2 separate regions of the Homo sapiens genome follow, and region 1 is linked to region 2. A link is a loop called in an ENCODE intact Hi-C map of the cell type or tissue named here. Cell type or tissue: Caco-2. All regions are shown on one strand.

Evidence for each region. A loop is a pair of places that touch in the nucleus more often than their neighbours do. Peaks named below come from ENCODE experiments on the same cell type or tissue, not always from the same donor. Only the 100,000 strongest peaks of a DNase experiment are listed, where the experiment ranks them.
Region 1: it touches region 2 in a loop (11-fold over the local background); 2 of 110 quality-filtered maps call a loop at or near these places.

Annotation. Positions count from the first base shown.
Region 1 is chr6:119,257,564-119,265,563 of GRCh38, forward strand. All of the region lies in intron 5 of MAN1A1 (mannosidase alpha class 1A member 1), which reads right to left. Among named protein-coding and RNA genes, the nearest start is that of MAN1A1, 88 kb to the right of the region's middle. In Caco-2, no CTCF peak of the experiment used is centred here; a DNase peak (open chromatin) is centred at 3,698.
Region 2 is chr6:119,166,403-119,174,402 of GRCh38, forward strand. No RefSeq gene overlaps it. Among named protein-coding and RNA genes, the nearest start is that of FAM184A, 92 kb to the left of the region's middle. In Caco-2, no CTCF peak of the experiment used is centred here; a DNase peak (open chromatin) is centred at 7,529.

The DNA of each region.
Region 1 (8,000 bases), 91 kb after region 2:
AATAATTAGGGTCCTTTAAAAAAATTTTCCTCAAGAAGAAAGTATATGCTTTTGTACACATAAATAAGTAGCGGGCTGGGAGCAAGGAAATAGTATGATAAAAGTTACATGTCCTTCTAATATGCATTCAATATGGAAGTTAAAAAAGGGAGAGGAAACCCAATGGCTATACAGCTCTAGTGCTTCAAACTATTCTTAAGTGTACCACATGTGTTATTGTAGGCTTTCTAATTACTAAAATACCTGCCCAAGAATGATAAATAATAATAAATTACAGCAAGAACACCACAGTAATCCAAGTCATTATACAGTGCCTAAAGCTACTCATTCTATCTCAATTTTAGGTTTAAAAAATGGGCAAATCGCCAACATGACATTTAGAAAAATATGCAGTATATAGTGAATAATGTTTACACTAAATATGACAAATAATTTCTGAAAATACATTTCACATCAAAAGGAAGACATATTTTAAAAAATATAATGCCTACTAAAGAGATGGGAATTATGAAAGCACACATACTCTATCTGGCTATGATTTCTAACTGAATTTATGGACTCCACTACATAGATGTTAATATGTGACATCATAGGGTTAAAATTGGGGATGTTCTATTTACTACTGCTTTCAGACATCAGAAATCATTAAAATATACAAAATCCAGGATTGGTGATCTTTGTTCAAGAAAAAGACAAAAGAAAAAATGATAGCCTCATCTGTGCATATACAGTTGGACCTTTGTATCTGTGGGTTCCACATCTGTGGTATCAACCAGTTGCAGATCAAAAATATTTGGAAAAAAATGTATGGTTGCATCTGTACTGAACACGTATAGACTTGTCATTATTCCTAAACTACACAGTATAACAACTATTTACATAGCAATGACATTATATTAGGTATTATAAGTAATCTAGAGATGATTTAAAGAATACAGGAGGATGTACTCATGTTATATGCAAATACTGTACCATTTTATATAAGGTACTTGAGCATCTGTGGATTTTGGTATCCTCAGGGGGTCCTGAAACCTACCCCCACAGATACCTAGGCATGACTGCATATCATAATTCCCTGACATATTTTAGTTATGAAGCATTCTACACTAGTGAATTTTTTTCCTGTTAACTGAACCTCATCTCTGAAGAGCATCAAAATATTTATAGTTTAATAATTTATATAAGTTTTAAAGACATGTTTATCTTTTTTTTATGATTCGGTGAAATGTAGAATGATCCTGCCTTTACTCAGCATCACCATCATATGCATACAGAGCTGGGACTAGGTGATGGAGTTTTCCATTATCACTTGAACAGTCTGTACGATCTTGAACGCTCACTTAACCTCCTTTCTGTGCCTCAGTTTCTAAATAAGTGAATAGAGAATAATCTTCCCAAATCACAAGATGGTTATAATTAAAGGAACAAGTGTTTTTTAAAAGAGCAACAATAGTTATTATTCTTGGCTATAAGATAGTGGTTTCCTCAGGAATAATAGAAGGATACTAGGCCTTTTGTCCACACACTAAATGGTCCAAAAGCTGCTGAGCTTTCATGTCTGCTTTCTATAGTCCTACTGCTTCTTTGAGTTACTAGCTATCAGTTCATTACAATGAGACTTCTCACTGTTGTATTCATTCTCCTTCTGAGTTGCTGACTCATTTTGTAAACAGTTACCTGCACAAGGATCTGATAAGTCAAATGTCCTTCCTCTATCTTACGGTGAAGGGCACAAGCTTCAGGACATGGTCCCTTTTTGTGTCACATGCCTGAATTTGAACAATTAAACTCTATAGGTATGAAAGAGCAATTAATTACCATATTATGTAGTAGTAATAGTTTGCAAATTTACAAAGTCAACTGAATACCTATGTATACAGGTTTTGTTTCTTTTAAAAAATGTAAAATGTAAGCTACTCATTTTTTCATTCTATTTAAGCAAATGTAAACCTATCCAGTACACACCTAATACCATTAGGCAGGTGGTTTGTTATTTCTGCATAATCCTCCTTTATCATATATTATACACTGATACCTTTAAATTGCCTTTGGGTACAGAGTATATAGTTTTATTTCAGCTGACAGATGAGCATTTTAAATTATCAAATGGTGACACTGCTGGACAGAAAATTTGGCATCAATGCAATTTTTGTCTTATGTTTGTGTCCCTCCAGGCAAGTTAATTAAACTCTTAGTCTCAGTTTCCTCATCTACAAAATGGAAAAACATATTTGTACACCTTGAAACTTAGAGAAGTTCTCTTTTTCCCCATGCCAATATTAAATTTTTATTTTCTTAAACAATGAATACATTCTCATTATTGAAAAATCACAAAATTAGACATAAAATATAGAATCTTATTAATCTTGTCTACCCAGAAATAACTATTAACATCTTAAGTGTCTAAATGGTATTGATTGCATTTTTTTAAAAAAAGATATTGTTCTATATATACTATTTCATAATGTTTTAAACCCATCCCTACCAATTTAATCTACATTGTATACAACATTCTATATCAGGGGTCAGCAAACATTTTCTATAGAGGGTTAGATAGTAAATATTTTAAGCTTTACTAGTCACATACTCTGTCTCACGTTTATTTTTAATAATCCTTTAAAATTTAACAACCCACTCACAGCTCTGGTAGTATAAAAACAGGTCTTGAGCCAATTTGGCCAAAGGGCTGTAGTTTGCTGACCCTTGTTTCCTATCACTGGATACATTTCTGTAACATCTTTTTAAAAATAGCTGTATCATACACTAGTTCTGGTATAATAAGGATACACCAGAACTTATTTAGCCAGTCTTCTATTAGTCAATATTTAGGTTTCCCTTGTTTTGATATTACAAACAGCTTAGAATGAACATCCCTGTACATACTTATTTGTATATATAACTATTTCCTCAGGTTAAATGTTTGAAAGTGCAATTTCTGGTCAGCATTCATTCAATTCATTCACTCACTCACTAACTATAGCTGTAGGGTCAAAGTAGCCATAGACAAAATGTGAATGAATGGGCTTGGCTATACTTTGCTAATCCCTGAATTTTGCTAATTTACTTGAAAGCATCTTTATCTTTTTTTCATTTAGAGGCTTTAACATATTTTCATATATCCCATTTCATGACAACACTGCATCTGTTTTTAATAGATCAGTGTTATATTCTTACAGTACTATAAACAACTCAATGAAACAATGCCCTGCCTTAATAACGATCATCATCAGAACATCAAAATGTCACATAACTCAGTATCTTTTTTATTAGAAGAGTTTTGAAAATATCAGACTGAAATAGTTTGGCAGGCAAATGCCTCTTTAGAATACAAACACAAATAATAACAAGAAACATAATTTATGTTGTCCATTGTAGCTACTCATGCACTATCTAAATGTCTTGTTTTTTTATTGTTTTTTTTTTTTTTTTTTTTGAGATGGAGTCTCGCTCTGTTGCCCAGGCTGGAGTGCAGTGGTGCGATCTCGGCTCACTGCAAGCTCCGCCTCCCAGGTTCATGCCATTCTTCTGCCTCAGCCACCTGAGCAGCTGGGACTACAGGCGCCTGCCACCATGCCCGGCTAATTTTTTTGTATTTTTAGTAGAGACGGGGTTTCACCGTGTTGGCCAGGATGGTCTCGATCTCCTGACCTCGTGATCCACCCGCCTCCACCTCCTAAAGTGCTGGGATTACAGGCGTGAGCCACTGCGCCCCGCCTATTGCTTTTTAAAGCTATTGCACACACGCACATATTTCAACATAGTTGAAACTTTCTAAATTACAAACTTTCAAAAAGGAATTGCTTGCATAATTGACCTTTTAAAAATGTTAATCCATTTATTCAACAAATATTTATTTAGTGCCTATGTACTTAGGCACCAAGTTGCACAAACACTTGGGATACGTAAGTAAACATGACAGCTGTGGTCAATGACTCATAATAACACTTGTTTTTGAAGTGTAACACTGGAAAAATGTGATACATAGGAAAAGGATCAAGTAATAACTTCCACTCCTCTTCAAAAAGAAAATGAAGACAAATACTATGAATACTCCACAAGGTAATCAGATAAATCCTCACCATCAACCTTACCACATACAATTGGCAAATTTAGAAAGAGAATAGCACAAAACTGTAAAGAAAGTTCATGGAAGTGTTTTTGAAGATCTTAAACTCAGTTTTAGATAAAACTGACTTTACCCAATATGATTTATGTACATTACATGTATATGTTTTCTTCTGAGACTGGCCAACATCCTGAAGGTTATTGTTCAGACAAGAATCATCCTAAGTAGTGAAGTAACTGATCTATTAGATTTGTTGAAAAGGACTAGTTCTAAAAGAAAGAGTGAGATAGCAGCATGTGTGTTTAAAAAAGATCCAAAGCTCTAAGTGGAAAAAACATAGGCGGGCAAGGGTTAAAAGGGAAATAACAGAAGTGATGGTGGATGGCAAGGCAAGGGTAAAAGGGAGTAACAGAAGTGATGGCAGATGGGTGGCAGTGCAGAGTCCCGTCCTGGGGCCAGGCACCAAACACCGGCTGTCTATAAAACCCACAGAATCAAGGTGCAAAAGAAATGGAGTCAAGCTGTTTCAGCACTAAACAAATACAGCAACACACTGTTTAAAAACTTAATGTCAATACTGAACATTTCATTTGCTATAAAATAGAGTAAAAGTGAGGTACTGTTACTCTGGCCCTAATTTTAGTCACTCCAAACCAGTACCATTGAGGGCAAATGGCTGATAACCATGGGAAAAAGAAACTATCTTATTTTACGCAGTGATAATAAAAACAAATAAACAATTCTGGTAAAGGTCAACATGGATCTTTAAGGAAATAAGATTTCAAAAGCCTGTTTAAAAAACTTCATTATATGGCTATTATAAAAAGTAAAAAAAAAAATAAATAAATAACAGAAGCTGGTGGGGTTGTGGAGAAAAAGGAATACTTACTCACTGCTGGTGGGAATGTAAATTTAGTTCAGCCATTGTGGAAAGTAGTTTGGTGATTTCTCAAAGAATTTAAAACAGAATTACCACTCAACCCAGCAATCCCAGTATTGGGTATATACCCAAAGGAATATAAATTGTTCTACCATAAGGACACATGCATGTATCTATTGTGCACTGTTCATAATAGCAAAGATACAGAATCAACCTAAATGCTCATCAGCAGTAGACTAGATAAAGAAAAGGTGGTACATAAACCATGGAATACTACACAGCCATAAAAAATGAGACCATGTCTGTGAAGGTTAATACTGAGTGTCAACTTGATTGGACTGAGGGATACAAAGTATAAATCCTGGGTGTGTCTGTGTGGGTGTTGCCAAAAGAGATTAACGTTTGAATCAGTGGGCTGGGGAAGGCAGATTCACCCTTACTCTGATGGGCACAATCTAATCAGCTTCCAGTGAATATAAAGTAGGCAGAAAAACGTGAAAAGGAGAGATGGGCTTAGCCTCCCAGCCTACATCTTTTTCCCGTGCTGGATGCTTCCTGCCCTCAAACATCAGACTTCAAGTTCTTCAGTTTGGGGACTTGGACTGGTTCTCCTTGCTCCTTATCTTGCAGACAGCCTATTGTGGGACCTTGTGATCGTGTAAGTTTTATATGTAAAAGGGGAGTTTATTAAGTATTAAGTTAATACTTATAGTTTATTAAATATTAACTTAATAATTATATTTTATTAAGTATTAATTTAATACTTACAGGATATATGTAGATCTACAGATATATAGTTCTGTCCCTCTAAGAGCGCCCTAACTAATACAATGTCCTTGCATCAACATGAATAAAGCTGGAGGCCATTATCCTAAGCAAACTAACACAGGAATAGAAAACCAAACACCGCATGTTCTCACTTGTAAGTGGGAGCTAAACATTGAGTACATATGGACACAAAGAAAGGAACCACAGACACCGGGGCCTTCTTGAGAGTGGTGGGTGTAAGAAGGGTGAGGACTGAAAAGTTACCTATTGGGTACTATGCTTATTACTTGTGTGAAAAAATAATCTGTTTACCTAACTTCCATGACACGCCATGTACCTACCTATATACCAAACCTGCACATGTATCTCTGAACCTAAAGTAAAAGTTAAAAATAAAGGTAACTCAATTATGCAGCCAGGGAGATTAAGCAAAATATAATACAGGAAAAAACAACAACAAACAAAATACAAAAAAAAGAATCTTTATTATATATTAATGATAGAAATTTGTGTCATACATTCTTCAGGGATTTTAAGAGGGCTCTTCTACCTGTTTTATTTAACAAGAGTTTTCCCAAATATAAATGAAACCTCGAATAGTTTAACACTCCATTTGATAAATACAACATTTGTAAGACTTCAAGAAGAAGCTTTACTATGATCTCCTATAGAAGAAATGTTTCCTTCAGTTCTTGACCCAGTAAATTAGAACATGCTTTCCTAAAGAGTGGTGACAGCCAAATCATGAGGTCTATTTTTTGTTTTTAGCTAACTTTTTAAAAAAGAATTCTGCTCATTGTAGAGAGAATGGTTTCATGGTAATAGGTCAGTGGTTCCCAAAATGTGGTCCTCAAGACAGGCAGCATCAGCATTATGGAGAAACTAAGAAATGCCAATTAACAGGCCCAACCCAGATTTACTGAATCAGAAGCTCTGAGAGCAGGGCTTATACATTTGTATTTTAACAAGCTCTCCTTGGGATTCTGATGTACACTACATTTGAGAACCACTGAACTAGGTTAACTCAGGTAATTCGAAAGGAATGGGAAATAAATTGATTGGAAACAATACTTTAATCAAAATATTTGTATAATACAAGTACTGTATTGTTCCTGCAGTGAACAAAGCAAAAATTGTTAATAATCTTTAGTCTGGCAAATAGCACATGAGATATTAAACCATGAGGTCCTGAATGTGCAGTTTAACAATCAACTCTCCATTTGCTGTTATATTTAAGAGTAAATAGGACAGCCAATTCCTGAACAAATGGCATGCCATCACTGCATAATTTTGTTTTTTATGTGCTTGCGGTTGTTGTTTAGGAGCTTATTTTACTGTTAAGTCATGTCTCTAAGTCATTTAAGAGCATTAGAATGAAAAGATATGGTCAAATTTATGAGGCCAAGAATGAACCTTGTGTGAGTACTTTACACCACATTGAGAATCTAATTATTGGTCCATAACACAGCATTTATTACTGTTTTCTCTTTTCATACAGACTATGTTGCAAATTGGCATACAATAGTATCCAGTTTTAAAGGGCCATTTATATGTAAAGTAGCTATTTTTATCTATTTGTGGTAGTTTATGGGTAAAATACCCTGTTTTAGCATAGGACTGGTGATAGGAGGTTAAAAACATTTTTAAGAAATGAAAACACCTTTCAACAGTGAAAGCTATGCCAATACTGTAGATTTGGAATAACATAATTGAGAAACATCTGTAAAATGAGGCCTGTCTTATTTTATGTACAACTTTCCTGAGATACATTTTGTACAACTTTCCTGAGATACATTTTGGACTTCTTTTAAGTGCCTTTTTTAAATTTTTTTTTTTTTTTTAAGACAAGGTCTCACTCTGTCACCCAGGCTAAAGTGCAGTGACACAATCATAGCTCACTGTAGCCTTGAAAGCCTAGGCTCCAGTGATCCTCCTACCTCAGCCTCTCAAGTAGCTGGGACTACAGGCATGCACCAATACACCCAGCTAATTTTTAATTTTTTTTGAGACATGGTCTTGTTTTGTTACCCAGGCTGGTCTCAAACTCCTGAGCCCAAGTGATCTTCCTGCCTTGGCCTCCAAAAGTTCTGGGATCATAGGCATGAGCCACTGAGCCTGGCCTCATTAAAATTCTTAATAGGGAAATCAACAGGATGGAAATATAAACTAGAGATGTATGTAAATATTTCTTGATGTCTAAACACTTCAGGAAACTTGAACATTTTAATAAAGTTTAATAAAAATTTTAAATAAATAAACATTTAAAAAAATTTCCTAAGGTCTTTC
Region 2 (8,000 bases):
GCAAAAGATTGGAAGGAAGGGGACCCCAGGATATGTCTTCTGTTCACTGTGCTTCTAGTGATGTCTCTGGCAATTGCTACATCTCCTTCATATTGTGCCTCCTATTGGACTACTGCTTCTCTCTGTCATCTCACTTTCTGCTGGGAAGCCCTCCATTGCATATCTATTAATAGTTCATGCTCTGCTTCCTATTTCTGGTCTGTGGTGACATCACCTCCACATTGTGTCTTTCCATCTCCTACCCCAGATAGAAGCATCCTGCTGTTGTTAATTTCAGTATTGTCATCAGAATTCATCATCCTTTGTGAGGCTTCTCAGCTCTCTCATCACAGGTATAACCAATTCCCTGTGTTAAATTTCTTCTTTTTGAGATAGAGTATTTTCTGTTTTCCTGGCTGATAACACCACTTGTAATGTCAAAGATAATGATTATGAAAGAACATGGGAGGCAGGACTAAACCAGGAAGAAGTCGAATCCCTGAATAGACCAATAACAAGTTCTGAAATTGAGGCAGTAATTAATAGCCTACCACCAAAAAATGCCCAAGACCAGACGAATTCGCAGCTGAATTCTACAAGAGGTACAAAGAAGAGCTGGTACCATTCTTTCTGAAAGTATTCCAAACAATTGAAAAGGAGGGACTCCTCTCTAATTCGTTTTATGAGGCCAGCATCATCCCAATACCAAAACCTGGCAGAGACACAACAAAAAAAGAAAATTTCAGGCCAATATGCCTGATGAACATGGATGTGAAAATCCTCAATAAAATACTGGCCAACCGAATCCAGCAGCACATCAAAAAGCTTATCCATCACGATCAGGTCAGTTTCATCCCTGGGATGCAAGGCTGGTTCAATATACACGAATTAATAAATGTAATCCATCACATAAACAGAACCAATGACAAAAACCACATGATTATTTCCATAGATGCAGAAAAAGCCTTTGATAAAATTCAACAGCCCTTCATGTTAAAAACTCTCAATAAACTAGGTATGGATGGAACAAATCTCAAAATAATAAGAGCTATTTATTATAAACCTGTAGCCAATATCATACTGAATGGGCAAAAGCTGGAAGCATTCCCTTTGAAAACCGGCACAAGACAAGGATGCCCTCTCTCACCACTCCTATTCAACATAGTATTAGAAGTTTTGACCAGAGCAATCAGGCAAGAGAAAGAAATAAAGGGAATTCAAATAGGAATAGAGGAAGTCAAATTGTCTCTGTTTGCAGATGACATGATTGTATATTTAGAAAACCCCATCATCTCAGCCCAAGTACTCCGTAAGCTGATAAGCAACTTCAGCAAAGTCTCAGGATACAAAATCAATGTGCAAAAATTACAGGCATTCCTATACATGAAGAATAGACAAGCAGAGAGCCAAATCATGAGTGAATTCTCATTCACAATTGCTACAAAGATAATTAAATACCTAGAAATACAACTTACAAGGGATGTTAAGGACTCTACAAGGAGAACTACAAACCACTGCTCAAGGAAATAAGAGAGGACACAAACAAATGGAAAAACATTCTATCCTCATGGATAGGAAGAATCAATATTGTGAAAATGGCCATACTGCTGAAAGTAATTTATAGATTCAATGCTATTCCCAAACTACCATTGACATTCTTCACAGAATTAGAAAAAACTACTTTAAATTTCATATGGAACCAAAAAGGAGCCCATAGAGCCAAGACAATCCTAAGCAAAAAGAACAAAGCAGGAGGCATCATGCTACCTGACTTCAAACTATACTACAAGGGTACAGTAACCATAACAGCATGGTACTAGTACCAAAACAGACATATAACAGCATGGTACTGGTACCAAAACATACATATAGACCAATGGAATAGAACAGAGGCCTCAGAAATAACACCACACATCTACAACCATCTGATCTTTGACAAACCTGACAAAAACAAGCAATGAGGAAGGGGTTCCCTACTTAATAAATGGTGCTGGGAAAACTGGCTAGCCATATGCAGAAAACTGAAACTTGACCCCTTTCTTACACCTTATACAAAAATTAACTCGAGATGGATTAAAGACTTAAATGTAAAACCCAAAACCATAAAGACCCTAGAAGAAAGCCTAGGTAATACCATTCAGGACATAGGCATGGGCAAATACTTCATGTGTAAAACACTAAAAGCAATGGTAACGAAAGCCAAAATTGACAAATGGGATCTAATTAAACTAAGGAGCTTCTTCACAGCAAAAGAAACTATCATCAGAGTGAACAGGCAACCTACAGAATGGGAGAAAATTTTTTGCAATCTACCCATCTTACAAAGGGCTAATATCCAGAATCTATAAGGAACTTAAACAAATTTACAAGAAAAAAAACCCATCAAAAATTGGGAAAAGGACATGAACAGACACTTCTCAAAAGAAGAAATTTATGTGGACAATAAACATGAAAAAAATCTCAACATCACCGATCGTCAGAAAAATGCCAATCTAAACCACAATGAGATACCATCTCACACTAGTCAGAATGGTGATTATTAAAAAGTCAAGAAATTGGCTGGGTGCAGCGGCTCATGCTTGTAATCCCACCACTTTGGGAGGTCAAGGAAGGTGGATCATCTGAGGTCAGGTGTTCGAGACCCACTTGGCCAACATGGTAAAACCTCGTCTCTACTAAAAGTACAAAAATTAGCCAGGAGTGGCGGCGGGTGCCTGTAATCCCAGCTACCCAGGAGGCGGAGGGAGGAGAATTGCTTGAACCCGAGAGATGGAGGTTGCAGTGAGCCGAGATTGTGCCACTGCACTCCAGCCTGGGTGACAAGAGCGAGACTCTGTCTCAAAAAACAAACAAACAAATGAACAAACACACACAAAAAAACAGTCAAGAAACAATAGATGCTGGCACGGCTGTGGAGAAATAGGAATGCTTTTATACTGTTGGTGGGAATGTAAATAAGTTCAACCATTGTCGAAGACAGTGTGGCAATTCCTCAAGGATCTAGAACCAGAAATACCATTTGACCCAGCAGTCCTATTACTGGGCATATACCCAAAGGAATATAAATCATACTATAAAGACACATGCACATATATGTTTACTACAGCACTACTTACAATAGCAAAGCCATGGAACCCACGCAAATGCCCATCAATGACAGACTGGATAAAGAAAATGTGGTACATATACACCACGGAATACTATGCAGCCATAAAAAGGATGAGTTCATGTCCTTTGCAGGGACATGGATGGAACTGGAAACCATCATCCTCAGCAAACTAACAGAGGAATAGAAAACCAAACACCACATGTTCTCACTAAGTGGGAATTGAACAATGAGAACACATGGACACAGGGATGGGAACATCACACACCAGGGCCTGTCAGGGGGTGGTGGGGTAAGAGGTGAGGGGAAGGAGGGCACTAGAACAAATACCTAATGCATGTGGGGCTTAAAATCTAGATAATGGGTTGATAGGTGCAGCAAACCACCATGGCACATGTATACCTATATAACAAGCCTGCATGTTCTGTACATGTATCCCGGAACTGAAAGTTAAAAAAAAAAAAAAAAAAAAAGAACACGGGAGGGATCCTCACCTTAATCTCTTCACTATATGCTGCCTGCTTCTCAGGGTTCTATCTAGGTATATTGGTATATTCTTAACCATCAGAGTCACAGAAAAAGGAAGGGGGTTTTTCTGACCCCATTTGAGATGTGGGGTCCATCAATAGTTTAGCCAGTGGTCTCAAGGGAGTTTCTCCTGTGTACCGGGGGAGTCACCAAGTGACCTCTGCCCAGTGGAGTATTAATTCTTGGATATCTACTTGGAATTACTTGGAGTAGTAATTCTTGGAGTAGTAGTTCTTGAATATCCATCTCAGGAGGAGAAATACAATTTCATTGCCAAGTGGATTATTTTCCTACTTCCAACTTTTTATAGAAATATTGCAGGCAAAAATGTAACATATATTTGTAGGATGGGAGAGGAGTAGCAATGTCTCATTTTTCCCTTTACACCTTTTACCCTAATGTAGAATAAAACATTTATTTTAGAGAGTATTTAAGATTCGTTTTAAGCAGAATATCCTCTACAGTTAATCAATAGATAAAGAATCTTTAGAAGTCTTTGCCTGGACGTGCTGAAACTTCTATTTAAAGAATGAGCTGTGTACGTGAGCCAAGAATGCTTTTTTGGTTTGGCAGTCTTTATCTAATCTTTGGGAGAGGTTAAAAGCGCAGATACACAATGTGGAAATTTTGAAACTTCCCCTTAATGCAATCATCATTGTTTGAAGAGGACCAAAAAGAAGAAAGCAATCTATCGTATATTTTTTAAAGCAGCAAAATAAATTCAAGAGCTTGTTAAAATTCTTTTTAATTGTGGCTTTGACATACTATATGGTTTTTTTAAAATCTAGTGTTTAAAGAAATCCTGTATATTGGTTTATAATGGTGACAAAAGTCACTTTCAGATTTTCAGGGACTGATTAATCTCTCTGAGATCCTTTGTTTTTCTCCCTCTCTGTTCTTTGATCATTATGTCAGCACCTCCTCTGGAGGTAGAGATAAGAAGATAAGGTGGATGATGGCGAAATCGTAATCAATCATTTCGTTTCTGTTAGAATGGTTGAAGAAAAGTCAGCTTGGAACAACAAAGTGAACTTATTTGAAAAAAATGTAGCAATACAATTATTAATGGATTTGCTTTAGCCCTAGAATCCTTGGTCCTATTACTAGAGAGGATTACAGAAAGGTTGCAGTCACTACAGAGAAGTTCTTTATTATTTACATCACTCACAGTGCTCTTCAAGTGTTCCATTGAACAGAAGAAGCCAGCCCTGGATGTGTGGGCATGCCAATTTAGGCATCGATAATGGCTCAAACAAACAAACAAACAAACAAACAAAAACATCCCCTGACTCCCCTACCCTCAAACCAAAAACAAACAAGACAAACTCTAGCGGAATTGAGAATATCTGATATGTCTGTTGATCTCAAGGATAGTGAATAGTTCACAAGCAATGACAAGGAAAGAATATAGCTTGGACTCTTGTGGGTTTTCCCTAAGACAGTTGGTATATTTTGAACATACTAAAATATGAGAAAACCATCCTACTTTTGGTAAGTTTGTTTTGAAATTGTAGTGATGCAATTTTTCTAATGGCAGCTTATACTTAGGTGTCTCACAGTTAAGGTAAACACCAGATTTTTCACTAAAAATAGAATCTGTATTCAACTTTGTAGATAGAAGTATCACTTTGAGTTAGTAGGGCTTAGCAGGGCTGTGTTCTGTTGCAGGCAAACTTAAGATGAAAATCGTGGATGTTTTTGAACAGGAGTTTGAGACTCACTTTTTCTTCATTTCTTAACAATTTGTTCACTCTTCACCAAATGTTCACTGAGTGCCTCCTATGTGAAGAATGGAAGGGTAAACTTGGGTTGAAAACAAATGTGTTCCAGATGCTATATCAAATCCAGTATTTATATTAGCAAATAAGCCATGATGCCCTCCTTTTTAAATTTTAAAAATTCTATTTTTTGCATACTTGCCTTTTTTCCTAGTCAAGACTTGCAAGAAGCAAGTCTAATTTGCTTACTGCTAAATTCCCCAGGACCTATGACAGTATCTGAAATATTCTGGTTACTTAAGAAATATTTGTGGAATGAATGAATGAATGAAAACCAGTAATGACAATATAGTGTGACACATGAATAGGAGTTTGCACAAAGTCCTTTGGAGTCCCATAAGAAGCAAGAACAAATTGGAATGAGAAGCAGACTGGTCACAGACATATAAATTGAGACTCAAAAGGAGGAATAGACATTTTCCAAGAAGTGGAAGGAGGTAGACCAGGAAGGCCTTTTCAGGGATAATACAGAAAAGTGAAGGCCAGCAGGAGTGAGGCATATGGGGGGAAGGAAGTGGACTATGGGTACTTTGTTCAACAGTGTTAGCCTCTCTTCAGAAGCTAACAGCCTTATTCTTGTGTGGGGAGTGCCAGAAGAAAAGGTAAGTGTTAGTTGCATATAATTTACATCTCCACTGCTACAGAAACCAAGAGCTTTTTTTGTTTGTTTGTTTTGTTTTTGTTGGGGGGGAATAGGTAAGTAGACTCTCAATCAAAATCACCTTTACATTTTTCTTTGAAAGTGATCAGTTTTAAGTCACTGTAAGTAATTTTCAAACATATAAGCTGATTTTGGAAGCAATGCTGGTTCTTTCAGAAGAGTTATTTCAGTAAGCCTTCCTAGTTCATAAAATTGATTTTGTTGGTTTCCAAAGCTACTGTGGGTTGAAAATAAAACTGACTTTCAATCTAGAAGGAGTTCTTAGCTGTTGTAGACACTGTCTTATTTTCATTGGATTGTTTGAATACACAAATAACACAATTGATAATAGTGCAACAACCATGCAGCTTGATCCCCATTTCTTCTACAAATGCTAAAAAAACCCCACAAACCAAAAAATAAAACTCTATTGGCTCGCTAACAAAAAAATAAGTGGAAAAATGTCCAATTAGTTCATGATGCAGGTGTGAAGAAAAAGAGCTGGCTATTTCTGTCTTCTCATGTCAGAAAAGAGCTGAACTTTGACCTTAGAAGATGAGTAATAACATGTGTTTGAAGCAGTCTGATTGAAGGAAGGCATCCAAAAAAGCCTAGGGTTATTGGAAACGGCAAGTAAAATAATAACAAATGTGTTGTCATAACAAAACAAGCTGGAGGCTTCCCAAGGTAGAGGAAAGATGATTATTTTATAGAATGCAAAAGCTGAAAGAAGGGGCTGGAACTCATGGATTGAAGGCATGAGCTAAGACCTTTTACATATATTAGTTTTTTAATTCTCTGGAAAGTAGATATGATCCCTCCCATTTTATGGATGAGAACACTAAGGTTTTGATGTCTTATAATTTGGGTGTGGTGGTCTCTAGTCTATGCATGGAAATATTCTAGGCATGTGTACTGCTGTTTCTTGCTCAGGTATCCACAAGAGATGTCATGCAATGCACAGCCTAGCTGTTAGGCCTGGGCTGATCACTCCTCTTATTTTACAGATTAAGGAAAGGGAGATGTGAAGAGTAAGTGCTTGTTCCAAATCACGCAGGGAGTTAATGACACCAGCTAAGGTTAGGAACCCTTGTCTGGATTCTTAGTGAGGTCAGCTTCCCATTGGTCCACTGCACCTACTTTCTACCCCTTCTGTATACTGCGTCGTATACAGAAAAGAGACTTAGGCTTAATGTATTTTAATGGGGGCATTAAAAATATATTTTTGCAACTCCCTGCCATGATTATATAAGTCACAAAGTTATCAATTTGACAAAAGCAAGATAGAGACGGAATGTGGATAGCTGAGAGGCACTTAGGGTTTATTTAACCAGTGAGGTTTATTTAACCAGTGAAGTGCAGTATTGAAAGGCAGAGTGGTAAAGAGGTTTTGCACAGGAAGGAAGAGATTTAGTTTGCTTCTCCTTCAGTCACTTATTAAATAGAGAGCCTTGGGTCATAACAAGCCAAAGCTGTCACATACATGAAAGGGAACCAATAGCATCGTGCCTCCCTCAAGAAGTTGTAATGGAACCTCCCATCCTGGTTCAGCGAGGTGATTGTGTTTCTATTTTCCACAGAGAATGCCAAGAGTTGGAAAGTCAGGAATAAAGTTCCCAAAGATTTTGTGAATGGGAATCATTCATTTGTTTCTCCTAGGAGAGTTAAACAAAACAAAACAAAACAAAAATCTCTCAGGTGCCAATGATTTTGGAAAATACTGTTTGAAAAGCAGTACATTTTATGACCCTGTTTGCAGAATTGTGAATTAGTAAGTGCTTGTAGCCTAAGGCCAAAATATCCCAGTATGTGTAAAAGTTTTTAGAAACTATACATCTATCACTGTTTTCTAACGTTTCACGGTAATTTGCATTCACTGGGGAATTAAATGGATCTGTGATACACATTTAATTTATTCTGTCGGTAATGGCATGTTTTAAGGGGACTCAAAGTAATCATAATAATGGCA